Regions from separate parts of the Mus musculus genome. Here region 1 is linked to region 2. A link is a contact called in ENCODE POLR2A ChIA-PET data. All regions are on one chromosome and are shown on one strand. Each heading gives the region's core, a stretch centred on a gene start or an enhancer-like site at or near the end of the contact. The rest is flanking DNA. Distances are from core to core; before and after follow the strand shown. Region 1 overlaps Pptc7 (PTC7 protein phosphatase homolog). Region 2 holds the start of Ppp1cc (protein phosphatase 1 catalytic subunit gamma).

What was found. ChIA-PET counts read pairs that join two places held with the same protein, here RNA polymerase II (POLR2A).
Region 1: POLR2A ChIA-PET joins it to region 2 with 10 read pairs in Patski. The contact joins the enhancer-like site here to the promoter of Ppp1cc in region 2. POLR2A ChIA-PET finds 5 or more read pairs at or near these places in 2 of 5 experiments (Patski and embryonic stem cell).

The regions. Positions count from the first base shown.
Region 1 is chr5:122,313,746-122,316,484 of GRCm38, reverse strand. Pptc7 (PTC7 protein phosphatase homolog) reads right to left here. Exons shown (of 6, transcript NM_177242.4): 3 at 2,692-2,739. Among named protein-coding and RNA genes, the nearest start is that of Pptc7, 31 kb to the right of the region's middle. Within about 2 kb of position 1,369, at least 1 of the 3 ENCODE cell types and tissues checked has a DNase peak (open chromatin) inside an H3K27ac peak, as active enhancers do.
Region 2 is chr5:122,156,933-122,159,633 of GRCm38, reverse strand. Ppp1cc (protein phosphatase 1 catalytic subunit gamma) reads right to left here and starts at 1,359. Exons shown (of 7, transcript NM_013636.4): 1 at 1,019-1,359. The coding sequence starts at 1,073.

The sequences.
Region 1 (2,739 bases), core at 120-2,619, 160 kb before region 2:
CAAGAAACTAGCTAATTGGCATACTGCAAACAGAATAACCCTCTGAATTGAGAGAAAATCTGTAATATGTTAAATAGAAAAGGCAGGAATATGTGGTGGATACAACTACTTCTGTAAAGAGGGGCAGACACACTTGAAGATTTCTAAGCTCAGAGCATCCATCAATCTGGAGAGAAGCTAGCCCAAGAGCCTCCTGGAGAACATGGGGTTACACCAGCGGCAGGAGGACGGTTGCTTGCCTTTTTTTTTTTTTAATTTATTTATTATTAAATGTAAGTACACTGTTCCTGTCTTCAGCCATACCAGAAGAGGGCATCGGATCCCATTACAGATGGTTGTGAGCCACCATGTGGTTGCTGGGAATTGAACTCAGAACCTTCGGAAGAGCAGTCAGTGCTCTTACCCTCTGAGCCATCTCGCCAGCCCCTGCCTTTTGTTTTTTTGGTATAGCTTTTCTGTTTTAGAGAGAAGGTCTCAACTTGTAGCTCAGGCTGAACTTGAACTCATAATTCTCCTGCCTCGGCCTCCTAGATGCTGGGATGACAGGTGTGTGCCACTATGCCCAAGCTGGGTTCAACTTTTAAAGGATGAGATGGCAGGTATTTTTTTCTTACAAAGCCTAAAGGAAACAGATCTAACTTGGGGGACACAAAGGCAGGAGTTCACAGCCCTGTGAGGCTGGCTCTCCTGAAGGCCACCTTCACTGTTTCCCAGCCTGAAAAGGCAGACAGAGGAGAGACCTAATCGTCCACCTGGCCCTGTGGTTAGGAATAACAGAAGCAAGACCTTAGACACCGACCAAGAGGCCAGAGCCAAAGCACCCCAGGCTTACCAGAAACCCCACACTTGTATACTAAGTGCTGAGACAGAAAACACATGGAAGAAAACACAAAGTAAGCCTGGTACACGCCTGAGGATCTACAGTGCCCCGAGCAAACGCCTGGCTCAGCTTTGCATGGCCATCGAGGGAAGGAGGCAGCTCACATCTAAAGATAAGAGTGACAACTAAGAACACGAAGCAGGAAGAGAAAACCACCATCGTACTGGTGGGCACTGGGCTAGTTCCTTCTGCAAAACTCCAGTCGGTATGCAAGGCTCTGGCTGTGTCCTTACAAGTGCACCGGGTTTTGGAAGTACAGAGTAAAGGCCAGGCTGGCACAGGGCTCTGTTTTATGCTGAGGTTTTCCTTTCCACGAGTGGCCTTTGCCATTCTGCCTGTGAGAGCCTCCCTCCCATTGGACAGCCCGTGCTCTGCTAACACTCCCGCCCATGAGCTTGGTGTCCCGCCAGCTGCAGCTCTGCCCATTCTGACTGAACACACTGTGCCGCTGGAAACTCTCGACCACACTGAAACACGAGCCGGAGTCACATGCTGGTGAGCTGGGCTCCACGGGCTGCTACCTCCACCTCACGGCAGGGCAGCAGACTGTGCCACTAGCCTGCCTGTCCCAAATCTTGCCTGCGGATCTGGTACTCAGAGGCCAAAACCGGCAGCAGCCAGTGTGGAAAAGGAAGCACCTTGACCCAGAGGCTGTCAGCTGAGGCTGTCATTCCAAATGGCTAGGGCTACTGTGTATGTATTACCGCACACTCAACAACACAAGAGTGGGTTCAGTGAGATGGCTCAGGGATGGCACCTGCTGCCAAACCTGACACTGGGAACCCACATGATAGACGAGAACTAACCTGCACACCTGTGCCAGGACACACACACACTACCTCCACCTCATACACAAGATAAATAAATATTTTAGTCACACAGTCCATGTCTAATCAGAGGTTCTTCCACCTAAGGCACTCAGCAGACCCCAAAGCTCAAAGCACTTCCCTCTCTCAGCAGCAGGGTTCTAAGTTTTTTAAGACTGGGTCTTTCTATATATAGCCCAGGCTGGCCTCAAACTGGTAATCCTCCTGCCTTAGCCTCCTGAATACAGGGATTACAGGTACAAGCCCCATGCCTACCTAGCAAGCAGATTATTTAAATGGACAACACCAAATACCTAATTATATAATATCCTTGTTCCAGAATCAAAGGTGGCAGAAATACCTGTTTTATGTTAGTTTGGCCTTGAGATCTGGGTCACTAGGAGGTAATAGGTAGAAAGAAAGATATAAGCAAGAAGAACATTTACTGTGGGCCTCTTCACTGAAGAACCCCAACTCAGGGGTCGCCAGTAAGCAGGTGCCACCCCTGGAAGGCAGCTGAACTAAGTGTGGTCCGAGCCTAACCTCACGAGAGTCTAAGAAAAGAACACACTGAAAATTAATTATAGAGTGTTCCAGTTGTTTTGAAAGGTTCCTGGAAGTTTAAAATTAAACTAAGACATTAGCAATCATCAAGAAAAAGAGACCACCCTAGTGACCCCATTAAGGACGGAGGCAGGTCTGGCCACTTCTCTTCTGTTGGGCGCATGTGTGAGAAGGACCTCTGAGTGGGAAGTTATTCTGACAAGTAAGACGGCCGTCAGCCAGTGTGCGGCTGCCCGAGGACTGGACTGACAGAAGGCGGACTGGCCTGTGCACAACACTTCCAGCTGACTCTGTAAGAGCACCTTGGCTTGGCTGGGATACCCACTTATTCCAAGTCCCTTGCAAAGGCCCCACTAACTGGTCCTGAGGACGTCAGTGTCTCAGGAAAGAGGACAGGAGGGAGGAAGGGAGGGATGGGTGAGGCACCTCCTGCTTGCTTACCTGTCGCTCAGGACAACCCCCTCGGCCTCAGGAGGGGCGATGGAGAGC
Region 2 (2,701 bases), core at 110-2,609:
TGAGGCCAGCCTGCTCTACAGAGTGAGTTCCAGGACAGCCCCAGGACCATACTGAGAAACCCTGTCTTGAAAAACACCCCCCCGCCCCCCGGGGAAATGCCCAGATTTTAAAAAGACACCTTTTCCCTTTTCTGTCAGTGATTTACTTGAAGACATCTACCACCAGAATTGCGCAGCTGTCCACCACTCCAAAAGTATTTTGGGCCAAAGCAAGCTAGTGTCAAGAGCCCAAATCAAGGTTACTGGATCTTCTCCTCTTTAGCTTCAGCGGATGTTGTGGGATCTGTGATTAGCAGGATCCAGACCTATGTCAAATTTGAAATCTCCAAAGTAGGAAACCACACGGCAGAAACCCCCAAGTCGGACAAAAGGAAAGCTGGGTTTTTGTTTTTGAACCTCTCCTCAACCACTGGACATCCTGGGTTCCCACGGGGTGAACAGTTGGAAGGCGGCAGGTTCTCTCTAGGTTCCTAGCTACCCCGGGGTTTGAAACCTGACTTTTAACTGTTAATTCTTGGTCCAGCGAGGTCTTGGGAGTTTCTCTTGCGAAACCCACTTCCAGGATAATAACAACACAGCACCTACCTGGCGGGTGCTCGCTGAACGCGGCAGCGTCCCCCTGTCCTCAGGGACACAACAATCTGATGATCAGAGAGAGCCACACTGTCACCCGGACTGGGTCCGTGTGCGGATGCACGTTCAAGGGGGAAAGAACGCTGGAGGATGGATGGCTTTGAGGGGAGGGTGGAGGGGGTAGGAAAATGCAGGAGACGGACTCTCATCGCACTGGGACGTCGTCCTGCCAAGCCAAGTCCCTCTGATGAGTCCTTGGACTCCAGATGATAAATGTGAAAGCAAGGACAGGGGAGTGATAAAAAATAATGGGGTCCCCAAACCCGGAGGCGCTTGTATGCGCGCCCCAGATCCAAAGCGGCTTCCGAGAAAAGACCGGCCCCTCCACTGGGCCTGATCCCCCACCGGCCGGGCCTGCCCCGCCACCCACCCGCGCGCCGCTCACCTTCCAGCAGCCGTTGGATGATGCTGTCGATGTTGAGTTTGTCGATATCCGCCATCGCCGTCCCGCCGCCGACCCTCCCGCAGCAGCAGCAGCAGCAGCGGCGCCGCCGCCCGCTCGCCCCGGGGTCTCACTCGTCCTCCTTCCTCACGCCACGAGCCCCACGAGCGGTGGTGGCGGCGGCGGCGGTGGCAGCAGCAGCCGCGGCGGGTCCACCCCCCCCAGCCGCCCCGCTCCGCTCCGGGCTTCCTCCTCCTCTCGCCACTGGGAACCACGAGAAGAACAAGATGGCCGCCGACTCCTCAGGCCAGCCTCGGGCGGCGCACGGATGCGCGCGCGGGAGTGCAGCGGCCCGGCCGGGACTTCTTTACGGGCCCATAGAGCGCGCGGGAAGGGGGCGGGGCCGGCGCCGGGAAGGGGCGGGGTTTGAGCGCGTAGGGCGGGGGTGGGGCGGAGCCCGGGCGGAGACGGTTGAGCGCGACTCCGCCACCGCGCGCGGGATCCTTCCGCCAAACGGGCGGGGGAAATAGACCCCCTGTGGCGGGAGAGGGAAGTTGTGAAGTTGGCGCGCGCAAGTTGAAGGTGGACTTTGTCAGTCTGCTGCGCGCTGCGAGGCTCACCAGCTCCTTCCGGCTCTGCTGCTTGGGGACAGAAGTCTGACCGACATGGCGGGGTGGGAGTTCAACACTGAATCACCCCTCGGAGCCAATCTGGGGTGGGGTTGCTTGCCTGTGGAGAATCATAAAGAGGAGGAGGTTGGAACGTTGGGGATTCAAATACTCTGGCACATTGGTGAACAAGAAGAGCTAGATATACGGCTCCGTGGTGAGAATGCTTGTCGAGTATGTGTGAGACCTTGGGTTCAATTCCCAGCACTGGCAAAATTTCATAATACTGCAATAAAGCATCTACGATACAATATTTGGAAAAAAGAAGCCCCCAAGATAAGCCAAAAAAATGTTAATCCACTGTGAGTGGCACATTAAGTAATTTGTGTGAGCTTCTTGTGTGCGCTAATGCTCTTTTACATTTTAGAGAGAGGTTGGGAGAATTCTGTAAGGGTTGCTACTACCTATCTTTTGAATTATCTTTCTTGAACTCAGAAAGTTATATAATAATTTAAGAGATTTCCCCTGTATTTAGCCGGAGCTGGGTTGAATGAGCGTGCCGGAGCAGATAAAATGGGAATTTGCACATTTCCTGGGAGGTTGCTGTGCGTGCGCTCTGGGCCTCAGCGCATTCATCTGCTGCTTGCCTCTAGCTTCCTTGACTCCCCAGGGGCACCCCTTCACCTGAGGGGTCCCCAACTCTGCTGCCTCGCAGGCTAGCTGCCTATGGAAGAAAAATGCACACCCATCTGACCCATTTATCTCTTCCCAGTAGCACGCCAGAAAATTTACAAAATGTTCTCCCCCAGCCCCACCTCCAGTTCATGTTTCTCAAAGCAAGAGGGATGGATCTGAGGATTCCTTTCCATGAATGCCTTGCAAGGTTGTCTCCCCATAGAGAGACTCATTTTCTACAAGCTCTGTCTTCCCGTGGCCCCGCAGCATGGTGTGTGATGCACCCATCTAGATCTGAGCCCTTTTCCTGATGCTAGCCCCCGACAGTGGGGTTTCAGGATTCTCCCCAGCTCTCCTCAGCCCTCTGCTCCACTTTGCCCACTCACCAACTCATTGTCCCAAG